2 separate regions of the Homo sapiens genome follow, and region 2 is linked to region 1. A link is a loop called in an ENCODE intact Hi-C map of the cell type or tissue named here. Cell type or tissue: ascending aorta. All regions are shown on one strand.

Region 1 (8,000 bases):
GGGTCTCATTTTTTCTACCTCTCTACCCCAGTCAGCAGGATGGCTAAGGGAGGGAGATGGGAGGGGGCAGTAATGGAGATGTCATTATAACATACAGCATTGACTGTGTCTCTCTTCCATGCCAGACAGTTAGCACACAATTCCCTTTATAACTCCATGATATAGGTATTAGCTTTATTTTACAGATGAAGAAATAGTCTCAGAAAGGATAAATTACTTGCCACAGGTTATACAAGCTATTACGTAGCAGAGCCAGGATTTGAACCGAGGCCTGTCTGGCCATAAGGCTTATGTGCTTTCTGAGCTACCTACCATCCTGGATCTTCTATGTCAGTGATAGCAGCCCAGGCCTCAGAGAAACAGATGTTGCTTAAGAATACTAGCTCATCATGCGTGGGTAGGGCATTCCGTGGTTCATTCTTTTGTTCATCAATTCGTTCTACACACACATGCATTTATAGCCAGAAAGCAGAAAGAGATGTGCAAGTCAGAGAGGTGGGGTGGAAAGGGCTGTGTGTGTGGGGAGGAGGGCAAAGTGACATGACAAGTTTGAGGCTACAGAAAATAGAGAATAAAGGAGCTATCATGAGCTCAAAAGCAGGATGGGGGCTGATGCTTTATGTCTGCTCCTGGATGTAGTACTGAATGGGTCTCCGGGTGGTTACAGAAGAGTCTTTGAAGCAACACTAACAGGAAAGCTTCAACCCAGTGGTGGCACTCAGGATCAAACAGCACATTACACCTACACCTACACACGCCTACACACACACACACACACACACAAACACACACACATGAAGAATAAATGTGGAGACAGGTATTTTTAAACAAATACTCCAGAACATACATGATAACACAAGGAGCTGTCTTATAAACTGGAAGGCTATACCTTGATTTTTGTGGTGTTTCTAGTGCTCATCACATGACTATAACCCCTTTTCTTCTCTCTCTTTCTTTCTTTCTTTCTTTCTCTCCCTCTCTCTCTCTCTCTCTCTCTCTTAGATGGAATCTCGCTCTGTCGTCCAGGCTGGAGTGCAGTGGAGCGATCTGGGCTCATTGCAACCTCCGCCTCCCAGATTCAAGTGATTCTCATGCTCAGCCTCCTGAGTAGCTGGGATTACAGGCACCTGCCACCATGCCTGGCTAGAGATAGGGTTTCACCATGTTGGCCAGGCTGGTCTCAAACTCCTGTCCTCAAGTGATCTGCCTGCCTTGGCCTCCCATAGTGCTGGGATTACAGACGTGAGCCACTGTGCCCGGCCTATAACCTCTTTTCAAAAGAGCCAACACTGACTTGGATGTAAAAAGTGGGAAGTCTGTTGAAAAGAGAAGAGAAAAGAATAGGAAAAAACAGTCTCAGTTTATAGTCACAATTTAGTTGTGTGTGTGTATTAAGACTTTAAGGATTATATAAAATGATGTAACTACATAGGAGGAAGTACTATGGGATGTTTGTCCACATAAATTTTCCTTATTTTTCTTTGAGTGTTGAGAATAAATAATAACAGATTGTAATAAAACAAGCCTGACTCACATAGCCACTTAGTCCGAGAGGGAATGTGACCCAGAGCAGGGAGGGACAGAGCTCAGGAATGTGTCACCATGACACATCGATTCCAGGACTCCTCAGGCTTCACCTGCACCTGAGCTATGGACAAAATATGTTTGAGTGCTACAGAGGCTTATTTTTCACTGCTCCATAGTCAGAAGGATGGCAGCTGGGGTGACCATACTATTCCTAAGGGCATCTGATATACATAGGCTTGGAAATCCACAGGGCTGATGAGGTTTAGGGAAGTTCTTCTCCCTCCCATACCAAGTGTGTGCAATACCAGCACCCTCCAGAATTCAAAGCGGGAGAATTGGAGGCAATGATACTGATCGTACACTTCATGAGGAATAAACTGTTGATCATAATCAGCATGAGTGCTAAGGAACAATGGAAGCTTTATAAAGACAAACCTTCCTTTGCAAGTTAATTACAACACATCTCAGAATTACCTAGTGTTTTTTAAATCCTTTAAGAATTTTGAAGGGTGCCATGAAAGTGTCAAATGTAATTATTATGTAGCTTTTTGTTTCATATTGTGTGGGACACATATACTGTAAAGGAAAAATAGTTCTTGACCATGTATGTGGTCCTTCAACTAACATACAACTGCCTTAGGAAGAGCTTTGGCAGTCTCTTCTGTACTAATTCCAAATACCAAATCTCTAAAACTTTGAAATTTTTATCACGCTTAGGAAAACCTAGGCTGGTAATGTAGGCATTCTCCTCCAATCTTCAACCTTTTCTCTTATCTCCTCTTACACTTGGAAAGGAGATGCCACCTTCAACCTTTTCTCATATTTCCTCTTATATTTGGAAGGCAGGAGCCATACTGGTGAAAACAGACCTAGTGTCTTTTAAAGTCACCCTATAGTATAATACTGTGGTTCTCAATTGTTTCCCCCCTTCAATCTCAAACTTTTTTTTTTTTTTTTTTAAGACAGGGTCTCTCTCTGTCGCCCAGGCTGGAGTGCAGTGGCATGATCTTGGCTCACTGCAACCTTCACCTCCTGGGTTCAAGTGATCCTCCTGCCTCAGCCTCCCTGGTAGCTGGGACTACAGGCGAGTCCCACCGCTCCCCGCTAACTTTTGTCTTTCTAGTAGAGACGGGTTTTGCCATGTTGGCCAGGCTGGTCTTGAACTCCTGACCTCAGGTGATCCACCTGCCTCGGCCTCCCAAAGTGCTGGGATTACAGGCGTGAGCCACCGCGCCCAGCCCAATCTCAAACTTTTAATGCATGCAACTCACTCGGATCAGTAGCAGTGGCTCATGGTGGCAGTAATGCAGAGCTGGGTGGCAGAAGGAAAAAATCAATCTGGTTGGTGGGTGGGAATTCTGCCTTGGATTCTCCCCTTAATCATCATAAGCTTTCCAAACCGAATAAAAATTTACAACCTTTTTGGCAATCTTTACTTCATTACCTACCTGGAAGAATTTATGTCCTCAGTGGAGTTTCTTTAACTCCATTAATGTCAATTAGTTGTTTTAGGTGCTGCAAAATGATAATACGTTCTTGGGGACATTTATCCTTTACAACATGCTTTTTATGCTTGTTTGTGTGTTTTGATTTGAAAGACTTAGAGATGCAGGCTAGGGTGACTGGGACAGATATGGGGTCCCTGGCTACTGAATGAGACTTGGGAGGCAGATGACTTGTTTTTATGCCGATAAAGAGTAAAATCTCAAGTTGCGGTTGATTTTAAAATGCAAGCAGGGCTGGAGAGGCCCATGGCAGACCTAGTTTGGGGTGAGCACCCGGATCTGTGAGCTAGTGTTGCTTCAGCATCTCACTGTGTGTGTGTGTGCGCGCGCGTGTGTGTGTGTGCGCGCGCGCGCGCGTGTGTGTAGGCTGGTTCCACCCTTTGCTGTCCCATCGGCACTACCCTTAACCTCCGTCTCTGCGTAACTATATTAATAGAAGGCAACACTTCACATACTGGCGCTCAGACCCCAAAGAGAGGCTGGCAGTGGCTTGGCAGGTGGGCATGCAGCAGGGAGATGGGTGGAGGAGTGGGCGGAGGCATCGTCGAGTGGCGTTAGGCAAAACCAATGGCAGTTCGGGATAGGGGCGGCCGGGGCGGAGGCGCCGAGGCCGATCGGCCAATAGAGGGCGAGCAACTACTGGAGCGACCTGGTGACGTGAGGAGCGTTCCATTTGGCCAGTGGTGGGCGGTTGCCACAGCTGGTTTAGGGCCCCGACCACTGGGGCCCCTTGTCAGGAGGAGACAGCCTCCCGGCCCGGGGAGGACAAGTCGCTGCCACCTTTGGCTGCCGACGTGATTCCCTGGGACGGTCCGTTTCCTGCCGTCAGCTGCCGGCCGAGTTGGGTCTCCGTGGTTCAGGTAACGAGGGGTGGGGGCGGGGGTCTCCTGGGCTCGGCTGCAGGGTGGGCTGCCTCCCCTTCCGCGGCGCCTGGAGGCGGGGACGTCGGCACCGCCCTTCTCAACTCGGCAGCCGCCGAGCCCCTGGCCCGGGGTGACTACACGTGGCGGGGCGTGTGTGAGTGTGTACGAGCGTGTGGCTGCGTGTGCGTGTGGATGTGGCGCGCGTCCCAACCTGCCTGGGGCGGTGGTCCGCGGCGTGGCGGAGTCAGGGCGGGCCTCGAGAGGCCGCGCCCGCGGCTCGGCCCCGGACTCCGGCCTCCGGCCTCCGGCCCCCCGCTGGGGAGCCGGTCGCTGCTTCCCGACGGATTTTGATCTTTGTTCTTCCAGGCCGGCTCCCCCTTCCTGGTCTCCCTTCTCCCGCTGGGCCGGTTTATCGGGAGGAGATTGTCTTCCAGGTTAGTTTTACACAAAGGACGGGTTCTCTGCACCTCTGGGCCCCCCTCCCCTTCCCCGAACCTTCTACCTTCTCGTTTCCCTGCTCCGCTCCTAGGCTGTTTTTGGACCTTTGCCCTCTCCAGCCCGCGAGTTGGCTGTTTCTCCCTCCGTCCGTCGGGCTGCAGGCTTCCGCCTCAGTCCTGCCAGCGTGGGGCATGTGGTGTCGGTAAATAGAGGCCACAACACCACACCTGAGCGGAGGAGAAGGGTAGCAGAGGCTGAGAAACTCTGGGCCTGGGAATTCAGGATGCTGAGTAGAGATGGTACTTAGGACATGTCCCAGAAAGCGCCCTTGTGACTTTTCTTAGCTGCTGCCATTCCCCACCCCCCAACCAGCCATCAGCAGTCACCAACCATTCCAGAATCTCTCCTGCTTAAGTCAGCCTTTCACCTACAGGTCTCTGATGTGGTTTCATTAAGATTCTCACAAATGTTAGGCTAGACCAGCCAGATTGTTTCATTTCCCGGACTCAGGAAGTTGCAGAGGGTTTGATGAGGGGAAATCTGTTTTGTGTAAATACAATGCACGTATGTGCACAGAGCGTCCAGAACCTCCTGGCCCTGCCAGAGGGTGACTTGTTCCCTGCTGTGATTCATATTCGAGTGGCTAATTGAAGAAAGAAGGTGAAGTGGAGGAAGGGAGGGAGGTTTTATAAGGACAGAAACTCTACTATTATTTTTAGAGTCCTTTTAATGATGTTGAAAGAACACTGTGGCATAGTGGAACATGCCCTTGACTGGAAGTTAGCAGTATCAGCATTGCTGCTGTGTGGTCCTGGATAAGTTATTTCCTCTCTCTGGTCCTCAGTTTACTCATTTACAAAACAAAGTATTAATAATTGGCACGATCACCTATAAAATCCTCTCTAGTTCCAAGGTTCTGTGATGATCAGATCATCAGCATTAGATTGGAAGCATAGAGGCTTATTTAAGAAGAAATACTAGCCCCTTTCCTTTTTTGAGAACCTTTTATCATACCTTCTTTTAGAGAACAAACACGAATTGGAAATAAACTTTTCCCACTTCCCCGTCCCCACCCCTTCAGTCAGTTTTCAACTTTCTGTCTCTGGGAAAGGAGGGTTGAACTGTATTTTCTTATTATTGCCTCATTTTTTTTTCTTTTTCTGCTTTTTCTTAGGGCTAGCAATTGGACTTTTGATGATGTTTGACCCAGCGGCAGGAATAGCAGGCAACGTGATTTCAAAGCTGGGCTCAGCCTCTGTTTCTTCTCTCGTGTAATCGCAAAACCCATTTTGGAGCAGGAATTCCAATCATGTCTGTGATGGTGGTGAGAAAGAAGGTGACACGGAAATGGGAGAAACTCCCAGGCAGGAACACCTTTTGCTGTGATGGCCGCGTCATGATGGCCCGGCAAAAGGGCATTTTCTACCTGACCCTTTTCCTCATCCTGGGGACATGTACACTCTTCTTCGCCTTTGAGTGAGTTTCGGTTGAGTAGAGTTACCTGATTATGGTTACTTTGGGTCCAGGGGAAGAACCTGCTTTCTGGGGAGTTTGGGGCTGGTCCTTGGATGACTTTAACGTCCTCTTGAGCGATGTCTGTAGAGATGCCAGCTGAATTCATTGCTTCGTGGTCATCACAGAGTATGTACTTCCTAAAAAGACCAATACCTTTGATACCAATTTTGTAGTACTGATTTGGGGCTGTCCTTGATAGACTTGGGAAATAAGAAAGTTTGTCTTAATTACTCACCTCTCCCTTTTAGTGGTCTCCTTAGAAGCTAAATGACAGATGGCCTCCCCTGCACACAAACCTGAGGGCACCCCTCATTGTTACATTACTCAGCAATCCTCACCTATTTTGTTATTCTGGGTCCTGTTTCCTTAAGGCTCAGCTCTCAGCTAGCTGGTACAGTGAAAAGCCAACTGAGTTGGGAACCTACAGATTAGTTCCAGCCTCAGCTGGACCACATACTAGTTGTGTGCGTGGCACATACGTGCTTATTAGAAGTGAGTTGCTCTTTCCCTCAAAATCACTCAACGTAAACAGCTCTATATTCTGTGTATGTCTGGTACCAGCCTTGGAGTGATTTTTTTTCTGTGGTGTAATACCTCGTACTCGAGCCACTGTTTGAAGTCTGTGTAGGTCTCGTCTCTAGGGGAGGTGGCCGGCTGGATTCTAGGGCACTGTGGCGTGTCTCCTGGGTGTGCTGAGAATGCTCTACACTCTAGGGATGGGAGCATTGCTAATTGTTTTGGGATTACTGTGAGGAGGCCTTTGAGAGCCAAGAGGTGTGTGTGTGGACTGTAAGCCACACCTGAGGTGAGCGTGCTATGGTGTATGTACATGGGTGACCTGGAAATGGAGGGCTTATGCTGGGGTGTGTCCATGGGAGGTAGGAGGGGGCACCTTGGCCAGCCTAGTGGGGAAGTAAAATGAGCTCTGGTCCCTTGGGGCTCATTTTTGTCCTTCTGTGAGGGCTTCAGGCTTTCCCAGTGCACCCAGAGTGATTTTTGGGCTGCTTTGCCAGACTTTTGGGTGGTTGCAGCTGGCTTGAGTAACAGCAGGGGGAGGGAGATCCAGTTTATAACGGGGCTGGGAAAGTAAGGTCAGAGGAACTCTTTGTTAAAGGTCCTTTTGCTGCTGCCGCCGCTACTGCTGACTTTGTGAAGTGTTTAGTGAAGTCAGGCAGGTTGCTGAAGGCTTCTTATTTGCTTTCCAGTTTGAGTTTCCTGAATGAGTGTGTGTGTGTGCATATGTGCACGCACGTGCTTGTGTGTGGTACCAGTGAGCATGTGTAGTCAGGCAGGCATAAGCCCCTAGCATTAAAAATTGTTTTTCCTTCTCCTCACCCTTCTCTCCAAGTATTCCTTGCCTCATTCCTGTCCTGCTTCTTCTTGGAAGTGCAAAGCTGACATCTGTTCTTTATCATTCTTCCTCTCTTTTTCTCTTTTTGTCCCCACCCCCACCTCCAGGTTAAATTTTTATTACAACTATTCCAAACAGAGATGAGCCTTGTTCCCAGGCTTTGAGTTAGTTGGTAGTTCTGGGCCCAGGAAACCTCTGGTTTGACTGGCCAGGGGTACTTGAAATTTGGAGGTATTGCCATTTGTCCCCTTTTGTATCTGGGAGCCAGCAGAAGAATCTGACTGGAATCTGTTCCACTGAGGCCCCTGCAGGCCTCTGAAGAAAACCGCTGGTGGGATGAAGCTTCTAATTAGCCAAGTTACCATTTGACAGAGGCAGGTTGAGTTTTCTACCATGATGACTTCCCCCCGCCCCAGGTTATTTCTTGCATTTTGAAGGGTGAGGTTATTTGTAAAACTTACTTGAGTACCAGCTGTCTGTGTGAAAGACTAAATATTTTTGAAGATAGGGCTGGAGGAGGGAGTAGTGGGAAGAAGAGGGGAGAAGGAAGTAAATGTGTTAGCAGAGGAGTGGAGGGGGGAGGTGGAAATGTGACCACAGAGGAGAGGACCCTGGTGATGAATACTTTGTACATGTGTGGATGTGCGTGCTTGTGTATGTGTGTGTGTGTCTGTCATATACAGACACATAGACACTTTAGGTGGTGGCTGCCTTGTGCCTAGCCAGTGACAGGTTGTACAAGGTACACCAGCATGCCTCTGAGGAATGAAATCTCCTTCTGGTCGGCCTTTTTCTTTGGCA
Region 2 (8,000 bases), 320 kb before region 1:
AAGTCCCTCCAGAACGCTGGAGTTTCAGAGGGAGTTGGGAATCCCTAGGAGGGTTCACCTCCCCCTGCAGCTGAATGTAGAACAAAGTGGTTGGGTCTAATTTGCCAGAAGCCTAGATTATGCTTGGAAGATGATAAATGAACACAACCTCCTTACAGTATTAGGGGGCTGCTGCCCAAAGCTTACTAATCATCACACACATCTTGGTCAAGACCAGTATTCCTTCTCCCTAAAGTCATTCGCGGGTTCAGAATTTGTTTGAAATCGACTTTACTGGGGGTACAATTTACATACGATAAAGTGCACCCATTTGTTTCTTTTAAGACTTTACCTCTCCCCCTACATATTTCATAAGCTAAGGTAACACTGACACATGTCACTAGCACTGACTCGTGAGTTATTGCTAATGCCATCAAGGTCAGGGATTCAAACAGCACAGTTGAGCTGCCATCTTATTTGGGAGGTTGAGCTGCAGGAAGAGACAAACATGACCAAATCCATTTCTGCTGAGAGAAAAACAATTCAGTGCATCAGTGATATACCTGAAAGCAAATTGGAATGTGACTACTCAAGGACGTCCAAGTTACTCAGAATGGCATCTTCCAGTTAATAAGTTTATTAGCTGAGCTAGCAGATATATTTACAGCTAACCCTTTTATCATATATGTGGGTCGCCCATTTCTAAAACCCTACATTATACTACTCAGCATTAAAACTACCCAGATAAGGATTTCCTCTTAGTTGGCTAATCCAAAATCATCCTTATGAATACCAATTTTCATTGTATTATGTATCAATCATCATTGTACAGTATTTTTGGTTTTGATTAGTCTGATGCCTAGTTTGCTGGATCGTTCCCCTCTGTATTGGAAGTTAATGCCCCTGATGATCTTTATCTACAGAATAGCTTTAAGGTGGAGAGGGGTAACTATTAATTAGGTACATCCTGTACACAAAGTAGAAAGGGGCTTTGCCCTTTGCCAATTCACAGCTAGAATTAATGCTAACTTCCTGAGAGATATTAAAAAAACATATGTACATAATAAGATTATTTCAATGTAAGCTTCTAGCAAAAACTTGTCACTGAGTCTACTTTTGTAAGGAAGAAACTTTGATTTCTGAAAATATGATATCTCAAAATGGGCTTCTTGCCCTAATAAAAGGTGTCTGTTACTTCTGTGGGGTGAGACTTTGGGGGATTTCCACTTATATTTTTTGGAATTAATTCAATGAGTATATATTGCTTTTGAAAAAAGATAAAAATATAATTTTTAATTAAAAGGACAGGAAAACTACCTTATTGTACCTATTGTAAAAAAATTAAATGTACTGTACAATGCCCTTTGTGTTAATTGTGCATTATTAAATTACTTTCAAATACATGCAGTTGTTTTCATAGGTACCTGATTATCATGATTTTGACAGTGTTTTCCAGTCTCTTTTGCCATCAGATATAATTAACTTTGTATTTAATCAATCCATGATTATTGGTTTTTACAAATATCAATAAAAATCAATGCAAGGCTGTTAAAATGTTAAGTAAATATAAATAATTTTTACCTTACTTTGGAATTGATACTTTTTTTTTTTTTTTTTGAGATGGAGTCTCGCTCTGTCACCCGGGCTGGAGTGCAGTGACACAATCTCGGCTCACTGCAAGCTCCGCCTCCCAGGTTCACGCCATTCTCCTGCCTCAGCCTCCCAAGTAGCTGGGACTACAGGCGCCCGCCACCACGCCTGGCTAATTTTTTTGTATTTTTAGTAGAGACGGGGTTTCACTGTGTTAGCCAGGCTGGTCTCGATCTCCGGACCTCGTGATCCGCCCGCCTTGGCCTCCCAAAGTGCTGAGATTACAGGCATGAGCCACCGTGCCCGGCCTGGAATTGATACTTTCAATATTTATCCCCTGGCCTAAAGTGATCCACCCTCCTCGGCCTCCCAAAGTGCTGGGATTACAGGCATGAGCCACAGAGCCTGACCATATTTTCAATATTTATCCAAAGGAGCTCTAGATAAAATGTCACCCATTGCCTGCACTTCTGAACACTGATCTACTCTGCTTAATGGGTAAGGGAGCCCTGGATCATCTTCACCACATAATGACTACTTCCTAGGCCTGGCACAGTGGCTCACACGTGTAATCCCAACACTTTGAGAGGCTGAGGCAGCAGGATTGCTTGAGCCCAGGAGTTCAAGACCAGCCTGGGCAACGTAATGAGACTGTCTCTTAAAGAAAACCAAAAAACAAAACTACTTCCTGGGTTAAACTTCACAGAAGGGTGTCTTTGTAGGCCGGGCGAGGTGGCTCATGCCTGTAATCCAAGCACTTTGGGAGGCCGAGGCGGGCGATCACCTGAGATCAGGAGTTCAAGACCAGCCTGGACAACATTGTGGAACCCCGTCTCTACTAAAAATAGAAAAATTAGCAGGGCGCGGTGGCATCTGCCTGTAATCCCAGCTACTCGGGAGGCTGAGGCAGGAGAATTGCTTGAACCTGGGAGGCAGAAGTTGCAGTGAGCCGAGATACTGCCACTGCACTCCAGCCTGGGTGACAAAGGGAGACTCCGTCTCAAGAAAAAAAAAAAAAAAAAAAGAGTATCTTTGTAATTTCTTTCTTTTTCTTTTTTGAAATAGGGTCTCGCTCTGTCATCCAGGCTGGAGTGCACGGGAGCAATCACTGCTCACTGCAGTCTCGATCTCCTAGGCTCAAGTGATCCTCCCATCTCAGCCTCCTGAGTAGCTGGAACCACAGGCACATACCACCACGCCTGGCTAATTTAAAAAAAAAATGGTAGAGATGATGTCTCATTATGTGCTCAGGCTGGTCTGGAACTCCTGGCCTCAAGCAATCTTCCCACTCGTCCTCCCAAAGTACTGGCATTACAGGCATGAGCCACTGCACCCGGCCCTGTAATTTCATTCTCTATCCCCATTCCACCAAAAAAAAAAAAAAAGTAACTTCATTACCTCCAAAGTTAGGGCCCAACTCTTGCCAGTTCAAATCTGGCCCCCCACCATACTTGCCTGTCTTTATCACTACTTCTTTATTTTTTTCTTTTTGGAGACAGAGTCTTGCTCCATCATCCAGGCTGGAGTGCAGTGGCACAATCTTGGCTCACTGCAGCCTCCACCTGGCAGGTTCAAGCGAGTCTCCTGCCTCAGTCTCCCTAGTAGCTGGGATTACAGGCGCATGCCATGGCGCCCGGCTAATTTTTGGATTTTTTGTAGAGACGGGGTTTCACCATGTTGGCCAGACTGGTCTTAAACTCCTGACCTAAAGTGATTCACCCGCCTAGGCCTCCCAAAGTGCTGGGATTACAGGCATGAGCCACGGAGCCTGACCACATCAATACTTCTTAGTATGTACTCTCTATCATTGTCCCCCGAAAATGTGCTGGGTTTTGGTTTTTTAAAACAGTTCCAAGCCTTTTCATTTAACAAACAGCATGGTGCTTCCTCTAAGACACTTTACAAATATTAGCTCATTTAGTCTTCCGAACACCCTCCTGAGATTTGTAGATGAGGAAAATGAGGCACAATTAAGTGACTTGCCCAGGTGGCAGAGCCAGGATTCAATGTGGGTTGGTCTGGATCCAAGGTCAACATGTTTAACAATGAAAAATGTTATCTTTGGTCCGAAAGTATTCACCATCTGAAATATCAATCCTTTTCCTCTACTGTTTGAATTTTACTACTCATCCTTCAAGACACAACTCAAATAACTTCTTACACGAAGTTCTACCATAGTGATTCCATCCCATAGTCTTCTCTCTTGCTCTGTCCGGCACTACACCAGATATTATTTCAATGACCGGTATATGTCATCTCCCCAACTAGACAGTGGCCACTTCCTATATAGATGCTATGTCCAAATAAACCCATTGTAAACTGAAAATATCGTTAAGTCGAAACTGCATTTAATACCCTGATAAACCCATCATAAAGTCAAAAAACCGTAAGTTGAACCATGCTTAAGTCCAGATGCTCCTCGACTGACATGGGGTTAGGTCTCATTAAACCCATCATAAAGTCGAAAAATTGTAAGTCGAACCATTGTGAGGGGTAAGTCGGGGACCATCCGTACTTTTCATACCCAACAGAGCCCCTTTTATAGTACAATCCAAGAGGTAAGTGCTCAATAAATACTTGTTAAATGAATATGTAAGCTGAATCTTTGAAACAGGCACATTGTATGTTCTGCATGCAGCCAAAACATTATTTCCAATTTAGCTTATATCTGGCAGAGTCAAAACACTTATTTACACTCAGCCCCTCACCCTACTCCCATAACTGAAAGTTCTGCTTAGCAGACTTCTCTTCCCAGAAAGTCCGAGAAGCACGAACGCTTTTTGCTAACATCCTGCTCCCAAGCACAGAAACCACAGCAGGAGACTGTGTGTATCTGTAGCACCTGGTATACAGCATCTAGGACACACAACTGAACTAATAAATAAAGGTGACAGGCGGGAAGAAGAGCGCAGAATTACTTGTCCAGGAAACGGGTTGGGTGGGAAAGAGCCGGCAACTGGTAAAAGATGGAAGTACACGCCGGATCTGGGAAGCCAGGTTCCGCGCCTCGGACTCATGGAAAAACTGGATCTGGATCACTGCAAAAGAATCAGGAAGGCTTCGGTATCAAGTAACTGGTGTCCTAAAACCAAAAAACAAAGTGCGATGCCGGGGCTACGCTGTTGTGAGATGCTGTTATCAGTTCTCGTCACCAACACAGCGGCAGCACCAGGCACAACCGCCAATCAAAGCGGCCCCACGAGTCCCTCCTTGAACAGGTTCCTTAACTCGTTCAGTCCAACACTGTGCCACAAACTCGCGAAAACCGGCTACCTAGAGCCAGCGTCTTTGCGAGCTTGCGGCCAGCTAGTGCATGCGCAAATCCTCTCGCCGTGCGGACCAATCGCAATGCGGCAGCGAGTGCTACGCCTGCGCAGTAGGCCTCCGGTCGCCGTTCCCCTTCCCCGGCTCTAGCAGGCCGGCTTCTCTGTCCAATGCCCACCCGGAGCTGGGAGGAGGAGTCTGCGTAATGTGCGTGTGAAGAGACTGGGGGAGCTGGCCGGGGCTCACGGTGTTTGACCCGTCGGTCGTGCGTGAGAGGAAAGGGAAGGAGGAGGTCCCGAATAGCGGTCGCCGAAATGTTCCGGTGTGGAGGCCTGGCGGCGGGTGCTTTGAAGCAGAAGCTGGTGCCCTTGGTGCGGACCGTGTGCGTCCGAAGCCCGAGGCAGAGGAACCGGCTCCCAGGTGACTGACCCATTCCAGGCAACCTCCAAGTCCGAGGGCCTGGCGCCTTAGGCTCCCTGTGCCTTGCAGCCCTCTACCCCCGCGTCCCCGCGAGAAACTTAACACATAGTCACGTGAATTCCAAATTGGCAGACTCCGAACCCTGAGTCTTGCAAGCGGAGGAATTGGCTCAGCCATGCCGACCTGACCTTCAAGAGATTTGAACCCAGTAGTCGGCTTGAGGCCTTTTCCCGGGAGCGTTTGCTGTTCAGGGATCCCAGAACAACTGGCTGTCGGCGCCTCCCCGGCATCCCCACCCCCCACCCCCCTTTTTAGAGCAATGAGGTCAAGTAGACTTTGTCATTTACCGATTGAGACTTTAAACAGGACGTTTAAGCCCTACGCCTAAGTTTCTTGTGTAAATGAGGGTGTTATCTGCTCAGCCTTCCAAACCACAGATGAGATCCATGGATTTGAATGCCCAGTGAAACAGAAACGGTGCAGGGCAAGTAAGGAGTCGGTTGGTTGTGTACCAGACACCCAGAGAATTGGCCCAGACTTAATTGGAGATGCCTGAGCCGTGTACTTCTTGGTGGTCTTTAAGGCTTCAAAGAAACAGTTTGCAGAACGCATTGTATTTTGTTCTCCATTAAGTTGTTTCATCAAATTTTAGAGCTGGAAGGGATTTTGTGGTAAAGGTCAACCCACTCATTTTATAGATAATAAACTGAGGCACAGAGAGGTGAAATTACTTGCCAAAGGTCACATAGTTAATTAATAGGTAGAGCTAAGGATAGTTTGCTAGCCTCCAGGTCCTTAATCCCTTCGCTGCAACTCCATACTGCTTCCTAAAGTTGACCTCAAAAAGTTAAGAATGAATTCGGGTCTCTTCCCAGTAATTAGCCCATTGTACATCAGATATCCGTGAATTTATCTGAGCATGGCTTGAGCCTGCTTCTTTTCGTACTGCGTTACTTCATGGGGGCAATGAATGATCCACCTGTAGGAGTTGCTTTGAAAAAAAAATCAGTAATCCTTCAATGTCCACCCCTAGGGCATTTGCAATGTCAGAAGTTATCCTTGAGGCTTTTACAATACAGAAACACCTGGGTGCTTTAAAAATAAAAAGTGGAAAATATTTTCCTTGGGTTGTTAGGGTCTTTGCAAATGTGCATTTGAACAGTTTTTCCAGTTGCTATGCACAATGAAAATGTTTCCTGATAGGTGTATTTGAGTTATGTCCTGGGACATACTGCTCTTGGAACTTAAAACCTCTGCTTAGCTTTTAAACTAATGCCTTATCAATGGATGTCATCTTTGAGGGTTTTGTGTATTGAAATGATGGTGCTCTGTGCTTGTTGCACAGAAATTGAGATAACCTGAATTTTTTTTTTTTTTTTTTTTGAGACGGAGTCTCGCTTTGTCGCCCAGGCTGGAGTGCAGTGGCGCGATCTCGGCTCACTGCAATCTCCGCCTCCCGGATTCACGCCATTCTTCTGCCTCAGCCTCCAGAGTAGCTGGGACTACAGGCACCCGCCACCACGCCCGGCTAATTTTTTTTTTTTTTTTTTTGTATTTTTAGTAGAGACAAGGTTTCACCATGTTAACCAGGATGGTCTCGATCTCCTGACCTCGTGATCCGCCCACCTCGGCCTCCCAAAGCGCTGGGATTACAGGCGTGAGCCACCGCGCCCGGCGATAACCTGAATTTTTTCATCCACACTGGCCTTTCAAACTTTGAGTAGTTGTTTTGCTTAAGTCTCACAACTTTTACCAGCATTCTAAAGTCTGACCAAAAGTTCTCATCAATTAAATATGCATTTGCAAAGTTAAGTTGATTTATTAGACATTGGAAAGTGGTTGGTGTTGTTAGAACTACTGAAAAATACAGACTCAAATGGTTTTTTCCACTGCATGTCTTTGTTTGAAGGCAGTCTACTGTAGAATATATTCGGACTTCCTGACATATCCATCCATCTCTTTGCATACACTTGTTCTTTGTCCTTTGGCCGTGCACCAAAGTATGACATCATCTGCCTTTAAAAATGGGTGAGGGTAGTGTTAAATTTTCAAAAAGAAGTTCTGATACTCTCATTTTAGGAATTAACTCTGTTTTGTGGCTTGATTCCTAACTGCTTTTAATCTGATTTCTTTTTCATGTAGTAGCATCTACCGTGTGTTTTTGCACAGGTGGGAAAGAGCAAGGTTCGTTTATACACCATTTCTCCCTCCACCTTACCTTTAAACTTTTTTTTTTTTTTTTTTTTGAGGCGGAGTCTCGCTCAGTTTCCCAGAGTGCAGTGGCACGATCTTGGCTCACTGCAACCTCTGCCTGCTGGGTTCAAGCAATTCTCCTGCGTCAGCCTCCCAAGTAGCTGGGACTACAGGCATGCACCACCACGCCGGGCTAATTTTTTGTATTTTTAGTAGAGACGGGGTTTCACCATGCTGGCCAGGCTGGTCTCAAACTCCTGACCTTGTGATCCACCTGCTTCAGCCTCCCAAACCTTTAAACTTTAAACCTGCCTTGCAACTATCTCGTTGACATCTGTCACCATTGTCAGGTTCATTTCCATTATATGTTGCATTCTGCCTTAAAACCATGATAGCTACTATTTGTTTATTTACTTTATTTATTTGGATGCTCTGCCTCCTTCCAGAGATGATTGAAGGTAACTCATAGTCATCACTCTATGTCTGCATTCAGACACAGAGGAGCAGATAGGTTAGATAATAGACATTTTCTGTTCTATAATATTTTGTTTGGT

The links. Peaks named below come from ENCODE experiments on the same cell type or tissue, not always from the same donor. Only the 100,000 strongest peaks of a DNase experiment are listed, where the experiment ranks them.
Region 2: a loop joins it to region 1, with 5 times the contacts of the local background. A loop is called at or near these places in 2 of 110 quality-filtered maps.

What each region holds. Positions count from the first base shown.
Region 1 is chrX:129,839,588-129,847,587 of GRCh38, reverse strand. It overlaps ZDHHC9 (zDHHC palmitoyltransferase 9), which reads left to right and starts at 3,702. Exons shown (of 11, transcript NM_016032.4): 1 at 3,702-3,892; 2 at 4,262-4,329; 3 at 5,508-5,809. The coding sequence starts at 5,643. In ascending aorta, no CTCF peak of the experiment used is centred here; DNase peaks (open chromatin) are centred at 3,627, 4,197 and 4,886; H3K4me3 peaks cover 1,858 bases; H3K27ac peaks cover 1,215 bases.
Region 2 is chrX:130,162,804-130,170,803 of GRCh38, reverse strand. AIFM1 (apoptosis inducing factor mitochondria associated 1) reads left to right here and starts at 4,963. Exons shown (of 16, transcript NM_004208.4): 1 at 4,963-5,253. The coding sequence starts at 5,148. It also overlaps a transcript of RAB33A not described here. RefSeq lists enhancers at 69-118, 4,975-5,314. In ascending aorta, no CTCF peak of the experiment used is centred here; DNase peaks (open chromatin) are centred at 4,603 and 4,963; H3K4me3 peaks cover 2,448 bases; H3K27ac peaks cover 2,161 bases.